2 separate regions of the Homo sapiens genome follow, and region 1 is linked to region 2. A link is a contact called in ENCODE Hi-C or POLR2A ChIA-PET data. All regions are on one chromosome and are shown on one strand. The core of a region is the stretch at or near the end of the contact, and the rest is flanking DNA. Distances in the headings are between cores, read along the strand shown. Region 1 has its middle 20 kb from the start of ADAM19. Region 2 holds the start of MIR3142HG (MIR3142 host gene).

Region 1 (5,933 bases), core at 1,120-3,619, 2.9 Mb after region 2:
GTAAAGTGGAAGAATATATTTTCATATATATGACTGACCAAAGGCTTGTAGCCAGGATATTTAAAGAACTCCTGCAAACCAACAGAAAAAAACAGCTTGCCCACTTGAAAAATGGAAAACAGACTTGAACAGGCTCCTTGGGAAAGGGGATATCTAATGGCCAACAAAGAGATGACAAGATTTTCACTAATCATCTTATTCACTATCAGGAAAATGAAAGTTGAAACCAAAAGTCAGTACCAACACAAACCCACCAGATGGCTAAATTTTTTTTAAAAATGGAAAATGTCAAGTGTTATCAACCATGTGAAGAAACCAGAACTCTCTTACAAAGTTGATTGAGGTATGAATGGATACAACCATTTTCTTGGACTGTTTAACAATATCTTTTAAAGCTGATCATATACTATGACTCAGCAATGTCAGTCCTAGGTATATACCTAAAAGAAATGCAAATATATATTAACCAAAAGAATGCTCACAACAGCACTGTTTGTAATAGTCTCAGTCTAGAGACAACCCAAATATCTATAAATGGTAGAACGGATGACTAAACTGTGGTTCATTCTGATAATGGAATACTATGCAGAACAGACAATCTATAACTACATAAACGATATAGTGAAATCTCACAAACACAAAACTTAAGCAAAAGAAGCCAAGACCTTCCCATATCCCTTTCCCCCAAGTTACATACTGGATGATTCTATTTATATAAAGTAAAAAGAGGCAAAATTAATCTATATTATTAGAAGTCAGGCTAGTAGTTACCCTTGCTTAAAGGGGGATTTGTGACTAGAAGGTGGCAAAAGGGGACTTCTGGAGTGCAGGGCATGTTCTCTTTTCTTTTTCGATAATGTGGGTGTGTTCAGGCCGTGAAAATAGTTGAACTGTTTACTGTGATATGTACATCCTTTTTTTTTTTTTTGAGACGGAGTCTTGCTCTGTCACCCAGGCCGGAGGGCAGTGACACGATCTCGGCTCACTGCAACCTCCGCCTCCTGGGTTCAAGTAATTTTCCTGTCTCAGCCTCCTGAGTAGCTGGGATTACAGGTATGCACCACCACATCCGGCTAATTTTTGTATTTTTAGTACAGATGGGGTTTCGGCATGTTGGCCAGGCTGGTCTCTAACTCCTGACCTCAGGTGATCCGCCTGCCTCGGCCTCCCAAAATGCTGGGATTACAGGCGTGAGCCACCGTACCCGGTCTATGTGCACTCTTTTAGTATGTTTGTGGCACTTCAATTAGAGTTAAAAAAATAAATAACGCTTCAATGAACATCCTGATAGCTATGTTTTTGCAGAAATTCCTGTTATTTTCTTTTGACTGAATTTCTAGAAGTGGAATTGCTGAATAACATGGTTCAAACATTTGTATAGCTTTCAATGTCTCTTATCAACTCTCCAGGGGCTGCTTTTATCTCCTTGTACTTAGCACTTGACACCGTCTAACAGATGTTTGTTGAATGGGTGAATGAATGAAGGCCTTCTTTCAGGTCCTGGAATGAATAGAGGCCTTTCAAGCCTGAGAATGGTGGCTGTCTCTGCCACCTGAAACTTTCTTCCCTCTGTTCTTCATACCAACCACAAACTCTCAGCTCAAAAAACAACTCAAGAGAGCCTTACCCCACCATGCTGTCTAAAGTAGTCCTCCTTTCTCATTCTCTCTTTTAGCATCAATTGTTTACAAATATCAATGTGTAATTATTATATTTTATGTATATGTGTATTTGCTCACTTGCTTACTGTCATCTTTCCCACTAGATGCTAAGTACCGTGAAGATAGGAATGACATGTGTCTTTGTCCACTCTTATAATCCCAGCAGCTAGCACAGTGCCTAGAATGGAGGAGGCCTTTGCATGATTGAGATATTTTCAGTCACAAGTGACAGACCTCTAACTCAGACTAGCTTGAGCAAAAAAGAAAATTATTGGCTCATGTAGTTGAAAAGTTGAGGCGGCTGACTTCAGGCATGGCTAAATCCACAGGTTCAAATAATAATACTAGGACCTTGTCTCTCTCTTTCTCCATACCTCTTACCACTGTTTGACTTCATTTTTTAGACAGGTTCTTTCCTGACATGGCAGCAAGAAGACAACTCATAGCTCCAAACTTATATTGCTTACCATCTCAGACGAGAAGAAAGCAAATTTTTGATAGAGCTGTCAAGAGTCTTGGGGAAGATGCCCATTGGTCCAGCTTAGGGCCATATACCCATCACTGAGCCAAGCACAGTGGGTTTAATGATGCAGTTCTACACCCAGGCGTTGTGTTCTTGACTATTCCTGAGCAGTGGTTGGGGAGGAGAGGAAGATCCACCCACTCAGACCACAAGAGCAGATGTGAGCAAGGGCTGACTTATTTGCCTAATTCTCACTTCAACTTACCACTCAACCAGCTGCAGGAACTCGACTTTCTGAGTGTGTGCAGCCATTAACCTAAAACTAGGCAGTCGAGACCTACAGGTCTTCGAGCTGTTCTCTGGCTAAGTGGAGCCAGCTGAAATTAAGTGCTTTATTGATTGCCATTTTAAACAATAATTTCAACTTTCATTTTAGATTCAGGGGTACATGTGCAGGTTTGTTACATGGGTATATTGCATGATGCTGAGGTTTGGGATGTGAATGATCCCATTACCCGGGTAGTAAGCATGGTATCCAATAGCTTTTTTTTCAACCCTTGCCCCACCGCTTCCCCCTCTAGTAGTCCCCGTTGTCTATTGTTTCCATATTTATGTCCATATGCACTCAATGTTTAGCTCCCACTTATTTATGAGAACATGCAGTATTTGGTTTTCTGTTCCTGTGTTAATTTGCTTAGGATAATGGCCTCCAGCTGCATCCATGTTGCTGCAAAGAACATTATTTCATTCTTTTTTATAGCTGCATAGTATTTCATGGTGTATATGGACCACATTATCTTTATCCAATTTACCACTGGTGGGCACCTAGGTTAGTTGATTCCATGTCTTTGCTATTGTGAATAGCACCGCAATGAACATGTGAGTGTATGTGTCTTTTTGGTAGAATGATTTATTTTCTTTTGGATATATACCCAGTAATGGAATTGCTGGGTTGATGGTAGTTCTATTTAAGTCCTTTGAGAAATCTCCAAACTGCTTTCCACGGTGGCTGAGCTAATTTACATTCCCACCAGCAATGTATAAGCATTCCGTTTTCTCCACAGCCTTGCCAGCATCTGTTGTTTTCTGACTTTTTAATAATAGCCATTCTGACTAGAGTGTGGTATCTCATCGTAGTTTTGATTTGCATTTCTCTGATGATTAGGGATGTTGAGCTGATTGCCATTTTCAATTGGGTAGTATATTGCTGGGTTTTTCCTGAATGCTTTTGCCTCTGCAGTTTATTTAGGGGTTTAGGTGGAGATCTGTCCTTTGTAACAAACATAGGGGTGGAGTTCATATATAAGATTTTTTCCTTTCACAATCCTTATTCTAAATGGGTCTGTTTATACAAGTTTCTTGATCTGTTTAAAGATCACACCCCCACTCTTCCCGTTTTATCCACATCCTTCTCCTGCTTCAACCAGATCAACCCAAAGTTGACTGAGCTAAGTGAAAAACAGGAATTTTCATATTGGTATGCAGGGGTATATCAGATACATAAACTTGCTGGCAGCCTTAGTATTCACAGCCTTGCAGACTCACCACTTCAGACTTTTAATCTGGTTCCCTTTTCAGGATTTGTCCATGACCTTGAGGAAGTCAATTTCCTCTTTCTGGACCTTAGTAGCCCTAGCTATAAAATGAAATGGTGACCCTATCTGCAGGGCAAGATGGTTTCTAAAGTATCCCCTAGGTTTCTGATTCTGGAATTACCTCCTCCTCTCCTTAGCAATCTGGTGATGAGAGGGTCACCTTTAAGTGTGGATTCCAAACTTTGAGGTGGCTGCAAAACAGTTACATGATATGTGGGTCCCAATGCAAAACGAAAATGTGAGACCCTCTTCTCCAAAAATTATTAAGAATTGCAAAATGGCAATACCAGAGCATTAAATCAAGTGTGAGGCTCTCCTGAGAATGATGCCCTGTGCAACTGCCTGGGTTGTACTTCTGGGAAGCCAGCCCTGGGTGCCTGAGCTGATCAGATGTGATACAGAGATAGGTGTTAACCAGCTGCACTCATGTTCCTCCTCCAAATTCTGCATTGTGTTTCCACCATGTTTTGCAGGGATATCAAAATCAAATGCCAGCAAAATAAATGAGTGATGTAGGTTAGGGTTAGTGAAAAAAAAAAGGAGCAACTGATATTGAGCTTTAAGCAATTGTCACCACGGGAGAATTTAGACTTACTATTGTCTGACTTTCTAATTTTTCATAAGAGCCACAATCAGGAATTTTTTTTCTCTGATTTTTGAACATTTGGCAACTGTTCAGAAAAAATATCCAAAATTTGGAAATGAGGCAAAAGAATGACTGCAGTTTCTTTCATTCAGTGGCATCTAAGATCAGTGGTTCTCAAAGGGTTTTCCCTGGTAAATAGCATCTGCATCAACTGAGAACAAATCATCAGTCTGCCCCAGATGTACTAAATCAGAAACTCTGAGGTTGGAGATCAGCATTCTGTGTTGTAATGAGCCCTTCAGGGAATTTTGCTTTAAGCTTAGGTTTGAGAATCACTGCCCTTAACCACTCACTGTCTTTTCTGTTCAGGGCATTGTCTAACTCCAGGGAAACACAAGATTGTTTCACCTGCTGTTTACTGTTTGTGATTAATTAGGGGTCTGACATTTTATAACTCTGTAAAGTTGGATGTTAAATTACAGAAAACGAATAAATTGTCAATGATTTTTTTTTTTTTTTGTCCAGTAAAGCTGTAAACGATTATCGTCTGGTAGAGAAGATAACCCCAAAGAATGTAGTTTTATTGCCCTGTAGGTTATTAACCAGTTTGGATCTCAATCTTATTTTAGAGTTCCTTTTGTCTAGTTTTTCCTGTCCTTTTTTGAACCACCTTGGTGATCTTGCTGGTTCTCTGATTAGTTAATTAAAACCTGGAAAATGCTCACTATGTATTTTTATGATAATTAAATTTTTAACATTTTGAAAATATTTTGGACACAACTACAATCCAAATTATTTTTACAACACTGTGTTGGCCCACAGGTCACCAGCTCATGACCTCTCACAAAGAGGATTCCAGCTGCCTTATTATCCATACAGAAAACATCCTTGACCATTTGCTCCTATTATTCTTAATTTCACCTCCCGCTCTCTCCCTCTTGTCACATGAGGCCATTTGCCTTTCCCCAAACACTAAACACTTCCCATCTCTGTACTTTTGTTCATATGCACTTTTCTGCTTCAAGGCTCAACTTCAAAACCCCTCCTTCATGAAGCCTCCTACGATCCTTGTTTATATCCAATCTCTCTTTTTCTGGGCTTTTCCAATCCTTAGCTTCCGTTCCAGGAAAACACTTGTTTTCTCTTACCATATGTAAAATCAAGTTTGGACTGTCTCCTAGCAATGCTTTTCAGACTTTAAGTAGCAGCCAAATCACCTTGGGTTTTTTTTTTTTTTTTTTTTTTGGATCTTATTAAAATGCAGCTTCTGATTCAAGAGGTCTGGGTGGGAACTGACAGTCTGCATTTCTAATAGGCTCCAGGTTCTGCTGATGCTGCTGGTCTGTGGACCACACTTGGGCTAGTGAGGCTCTAGAAGGCAGGGGCTCTTACCCAGGAACCTCTGTTTCCAGGGCAAGTCATAGCGCTTTGCATAGAGCTGAATGAAAAATTCATGGACCCAGATGTCCTTTGGGTGTGGCTATAAATGCAAAAGGTTGTTGCTCTGAAATCTGTATCCCCACGTCATCTCCGTGGGAGAAAACTCCCATGCTAGGGTTCTATCTTTTTTTCCTCCTTTTCCCTCTTGGAATTGTGTCCTGGCTGTGTGACCTTGGGGAAGTTGTTTA
Region 2 (5,765 bases), core at 1,956-4,455:
GCAAATGAACAATGTGATGGCAATAAAAACTATAGAAGTTTCAAAGATAAATATAAAAATAAATCTTTACAATCTTCACTTGAGGAAGTCCTTTCTCAATGAGACACAAAAACAATTGCAAAAAAGACTGACAGGTTTGAGACTATCTGTGTGGCAATATAATTGCACACTGGAGCAGCAAAGAGGATCAGTTTAGTAAAGAAGTAACCACAGTTGTTTTTGCAGCTTTCTTCTGGGAGATAATCCAGAGCCAAAACTTTGAATCTCGAGTTACAGAAGTCAAAGGGAAAGGCCCTTGTGGGGAACACCCATTTGGCATCCCTCTCTAATTTGCTTTAGATTTAACAGGGAAATTTTTCTTCCTTCTCTCTGTTCCTGGTGTCCCCGGTTGAAGGAAGTCTCTGGCGAGCTGATGGATGTTATTGGTACATAGTGGCGACCTTAAGCCTAATTCTGGGTTTGGCTAGAACAACTGGCTCTTTTCTTACTATTTTAATGTCTGAACTGATATGGGTGACATTTCCTCCAGCAGTGGGGGCAGCTGATAATGACGACTGTAGGCCAGATGAGTGCTGATTGCTACACACCAAGATTACCCCAAAATGGAGGCAGTGCATGACTCCCTCCAGTACCCCAAGAGACAAAGCTAGAGAAAATACTCAGCTCCGCATCCAAAACTCTGAAATTAACTTCCCCTGAGATGTGCAGAGTTTTATGCTCAAACTTCCAAAAAATATTAAAAATTCAAGATAGTCATTTTTCTCAGCATGAACTTGTGCACTCTTTTTTTTGTATATATACACCATGATTCAGCAATGAACTTGTGTTCTTATCTCCAACAAGGAATGTATCTAAATAGTCATATCTTTAAGGATATGAGTTTTTAGCGGAGTCAGGAACCTAGGAAAGAACTATACAAAGAGGTAGACAGCCCTCAGCCACCCCTTTGATGGTGTATCCATGCATTTGCATTGTCCTATTATCTTTTCTTAGAGAATCAAAAGACCTTTCTAAGATCTTGGAGAAAGAGTAACAAATAGTATGTAAGATATTATATCAGAGTCAGTCTGGAATGGGAAAAATCAGATGTGAGTCCCTACTGGAAAGTGGAGCCTTAAATCAATCACTTGATCTCTTTGAGTTTCAATTTCCTTAGCAGTCAAATGGATTTAATTCATTCATTTAACAAATATTTAATAAGTTCCCATTATGTGCTAATTCTACTGTTTCTACCAACCTTACAAATTTTATGAAAGAATTACATGAAATGACAAAAATGCTTTACAAAGTGTAAGTCATAAAAATAATTCATGTTATTGTTAAAAATAGAAGATTTTCTCTTGTTATTAAATAAGACTAAAGCCCAGAACAAAATAAGAAATGTTTGCCAGATTGTAGAACAACCAGAAGGAGGAATCCCCATTGCAGTTCAAAAATTGCCCAAAAGCTGGCTTTTAGGGACCACACCCAAGACTATAGATTGCTGACAGCCACAGAAAACAAATATTTACTACAAGTTGAGCCCAAAGGCCTCCACTGAGAACCTAAAACTACACAGAACTGAAGAAGTGCATGCGTCTGATTCCCGCAGGGCCTTTGGAGAAAGTGGGACTCTAGGAATTCAGAGATGAGAAGAGGGCCCAGGAATGCATCACCAGGAGCCATCCAGTCAGCTCCTCCCCGCATCCCAGGCCTGGCCTCACAGAATCCTGAAGATGAAACATCACCCACTCCACAAGCTAACAGTCCAACAACTCCAAACAACCGGCACGACCCCCAGAGTCCACCTTCTCTCTCTCAAAGAGCTTCTTGTATGGCTGCTTATCTGTTCCAAGGAGTACCATGCATAAGGACAGCAGTATGATTTTAAAAACAACAAATAAAGAGAAGCCAGTTCTGTCCAAAAACCCATTGTTAATAACGGGGATAAAGTGTCAGTAAAGCGCTACACTCAGAAGGGTTTGGGGCAAAATCAAAGCAGAACCAGGGCACACAAATAAAATAAAGGACACTGCACTTTGGGAGGCCGAAGCGGGCGGATCACCTGAGGTCAGGAGTTCAAGACCAGCCTGGCCAACGTGGCGAAACCCTGTCTCTACTAAAAATACAAAAATTAGCCAGGCATTGTGGCGCGCATCTGTAATCCCAGCTACTCTCGAGGCTGAGGCACAAGAATTGCTTGGACCCAGGAGGCGGAGGTTGCAGTGAGCCGAGATCTTACCACTGCCCTCCAGCCCGGGCGACAGGCCGGGAGCAAGACTCCATCTCAAAAAGAAAAAGAAAAAAAAGAAAGAAAGGACACTGAATGTGAAGGTCTCAAATGACAAGAAAATACCGTAATACAATAATTAAACCCATTGAGGCATCAAGAAAGAAAAGTGACACTGTTTGCCAATTAGTATACAAGTCAGGTTCAGTATGTAAAAGATTCTTTTTAAAAAAATAGAAAATTTAAAAAAAATTCTTACTATCCAAAGACAAGATTGAAATTGAGAATAGGAACACAATAAACAAAAAGTAATAGCCATAGTCTTCCAACCCTGAAACCTCCTAAGAGCACCATATTTACTGTCCAATATTTTCATGCTATTGTCACTGCAAGAAAGTTTATGACTTGCTAAATAGAGACCACAGTCTACAACTCCAGGTTTAAAGCATATTATTTTATCATCCATAGAGATTCTAAACCACTTCCTGACCCCACTCTATCCCCCCCCACCCTGAAAATAACAAAAGGTTAAAAATATGTCCCTTTTGAAAATGGAGCCACATCTTTACTAAAGCACTGGAAATATCTCCAAGTCACTGACATTTTTATATTTCTAGACCATGACAAAAGTCTCACCTACTTGATTCTAATGTCATTTCAATATGCCTTAAACATCTTGATTATATCTTTAATGTGCCATTTACTCTGCAATAATCCACTGTACAAAAGCCTGCTGCCTCTCAAACAGAAGATAAGTACATAATAAATCAGCTTGCAATGATTATTTTTTCCCAGCTCATACTCACAGCGAGCTCCTAAAATTTCATTTTATTTTATCATTTCCAATTCAGCCGCTGTTCTCCCCCTCCTCGTTGTGCTACTGTCTCCTGTCCATCCTGTCCACCCTTTGGCATGCCTTCCGGCCCAGGGTTTACCACTCCAATCGGCCCTGCTGGTGCCATCCAGGAAAGGAAGAGCGGTCAAGCGTCTTGGAGAAAGAGCATCTTTCTGGAGAGACTCTTATTTGCTGGGGTAGAGGAAGGCAGCTAAGGCCTATTTGCATATGCTTTTATTCCATTTCCACACCCTGCACGCTAACCCTCTCTGGAAAGTCCCTTCTAGATCCCTCCTCGGCACAGCGAGGGAGGAAGAGGCTGGGCCGGAATGGAAGGTTCCAGCCTGGCAGTGTCAGCTTCTCTCCGCGGAGCTGAGGGGGAAGCCTCCACCTTCCCCATCATGCGTGCAGGGTCTGGACCCCCGGGTCGGGGACCCTCTTGCAGCACGTGTCAGGAGCAGCCTGGTGCTTTGGCCTGCGCGCTCTAGAGCGTTCTGTGCAGGATGCGCCTGCTCCCCTGCAGCCTCCCCCGAGGAAGTTCTGGTCAGGCGCTGGGTCCCCAGGCTTCCTGTCTGTACTCTCCGCAGCCCCGCGGGGAAATCCCGAGAGCTTTATCGGCTGCCCAATGAGCCTGTTGGCTTTTCAAGTGCGCGCAGGCTGAGTTTCAGCCAAAACCTCAATTTAAACGTTAACCAAAAATAAATAAATAACATGTGTGCAGGCATTTAAAAAGAGAGACTGCCTTTGGGGAGAAGATCAGGCAGAAAGCTCCCTTGTTTCATTGCTGCAGATACACGAGGCCTGGATTTGCTCACCCTTTGAACAAAGGGATTCTTTGAACTGTAAACTGACCTGGCAGGCGGAACACTGAGAAATCTTCCTGAGCACCTTTCTCTGGAAATGTGAACATTCAAGGCAGTCTTGTGTGTCAGCTAAAGAGAACAGTCATAGCTAAATTTTAATGGGCACCTACTAGGCACCAGGCACTCTGCTAAATGTATCACGTGCATCATCTTCCCTAATCCCACAGCAATCATCCATAGCAGGTAGCCCGAATTATTATCTCCATTTTGTGATCCCCTTTTACTCATAAGGGAATTTTATCTTTGGTGAGGTTAGGGGGACTTGCCTAAGGTCACACAATTAGTAAGTGTTTCCATGGGTGCCCTTAGCTGCTCCTTTTCCCAAACTGGAAAGAACGTACAAGGCCTTTGGAATGTGCAACTGCAAATTCAAATTCCCAGTCGAGAAAATATAGCTTCCTTTCCTTGGTCACGTGCTCATGGACCGAAAAAGACCAGCTCAAAGGATTTTGCTTCCAGGCAGATGTAGTCACTTTCCTGACCTCCCCTGAAGGTTTTTGTTGCTTATCTTGCTGAGCTCCCAAAAGGTTTGTTTGAACGTCTACTATAGATAACGTTTTTAAAAGCAAATATTTATTGAGCAATTGTTATACACCAGACACTGTTCATAAAAACATGTTCTTATTTAATACTCCTAAGAACCCTAAAAAGCAGATACTATTCTTAGATTAGAAATGAGGAAACCGAGGTTCCAAGAGAGTCGAAACTTGCCAGAGTTCACATAGCTAGAAAATATCAGAGCCAGGATTTGAATTGAGGTTTCCTGTCCCCAAATCTCTGAACCTGGTACACTGCATTACTCTGCCTCTCAAGGGGTCCACATCAAAACTATTTCCTTGTGTGAGATTCTCTCCCATTGGAAGGGAGTTCCTTGGGGGTTTGGGGTGGACCCAGGTATCTGAGTGGGCTCTGGGCATACCTTCAAGCACTCCAGCATCTGCTGAAACCGGGTGGGTTGATGGAAGGGAGGAAGCATAAGGGTGACCAGAAGAGTTAAGGGCACTCTTAACACATCCCATGTTGTATTAAGGAGTAAGCAACCTATTTGTGAAGTTTTTATAAAAGGTTAAAAGCTGCCTAATTCAGTTAGCGACAATTCTGTTTAAAGAAATCCAAAATTATTTGGATCCATGAACTGGGGGCTAGACTCAAATGGAATAAACAGAAGGAACTCAACCCTTGCTGGTTTCTGCTAACAAGTACATTATCCCGTTCCAGTCAGTTAACTCGACTTCGGCATTCCTAAGGGCTCCTTTGTGACACCTGGGGGTCATTAGTATAGTTTTCCAGAAACAGGAAAGTGGATGCTTGGAGCCAGAATTTAAGTAGCTATATGCTATCAGCTGCAAGCACCTCCATCTGCTGCCTTTTGCCTCGGGAGGAATAAACTCTAAAATCTTGAGGCAGGTTTTCAGGGATGATATATGAATTCAGCCTCATCCTTTTACAACCAAAATACGTGTCATTTTTGTTTCATTTTGTTGGGGGGTAGGGTGGAGGAGAGCTTAAACATCATTTATATAACTTATATTACATGCCAGGGAAAGTGCTATGCACTTTACCACCATTATCTCACTTAATGCTGATAAGATGGGTATTCGTCTCTATTTCACAGACAAAAATCCAGAAGACAGACACTCACAGAAATTAAATAAATTCCTAGAGTTAAAAGTCAGTAAAGAAGCCCTGGCACGGTGGCTCACGCCTGTAATCCCAGCACTTTGGGAGGCCGAGGCAGGCGGATCACCTGAGGTCAGGAGTTTGAGACCAGCCTGGCCAATATGGTGAAATCTCGTCTCTACTAAAATTATAAAAATTAGCCGGGTGTGGTGGTGGGTGCCTGTAATCCCAGCTACTC

Evidence for each region. Hi-C counts contacts between places; a loop is a spot of excess contacts on that map. ChIA-PET counts read pairs that join two places held with the same protein, here RNA polymerase II (POLR2A). Pooled maps may share reads with other maps.
Region 1: a map with no recorded cell type shows a loop between it and region 2 (6-fold over the local background). The contact joins the enhancer-like site here to the promoter of MIR3142HG in region 2. A Hi-C loop is called at or near these places in 1 of 37 single-sample maps with no recorded cell type and 6 of 50 pooled maps. POLR2A ChIA-PET finds 5 or more read pairs at or near these places in 1 of 52 experiments (HEK293).

Annotation. Positions count from the first base shown.
Region 1 is chr5:157,593,052-157,598,984 of GRCh38, reverse strand. No RefSeq gene overlaps it. Among named protein-coding and RNA genes, the nearest start is that of ADAM19, 20 kb to the right of the region's middle. RefSeq lists a silencer at 4,483-4,582. Within about 2 kb of position 2,369, at least 5 of the 41 ENCODE cell types and tissues checked have a DNase peak (open chromatin) inside an H3K27ac peak, as active enhancers do.
Region 2 is chr5:160,465,691-160,471,455 of GRCh38, reverse strand. It overlaps MIR3142HG (MIR3142 host gene), which reads right to left and starts at 3,205. Exons shown (of 2, transcript NR_132748.1): 1 at 3,016-3,205. RefSeq lists enhancers at 3,101-3,260, 3,291-3,520, 2,988-3,624, 3,625-4,261.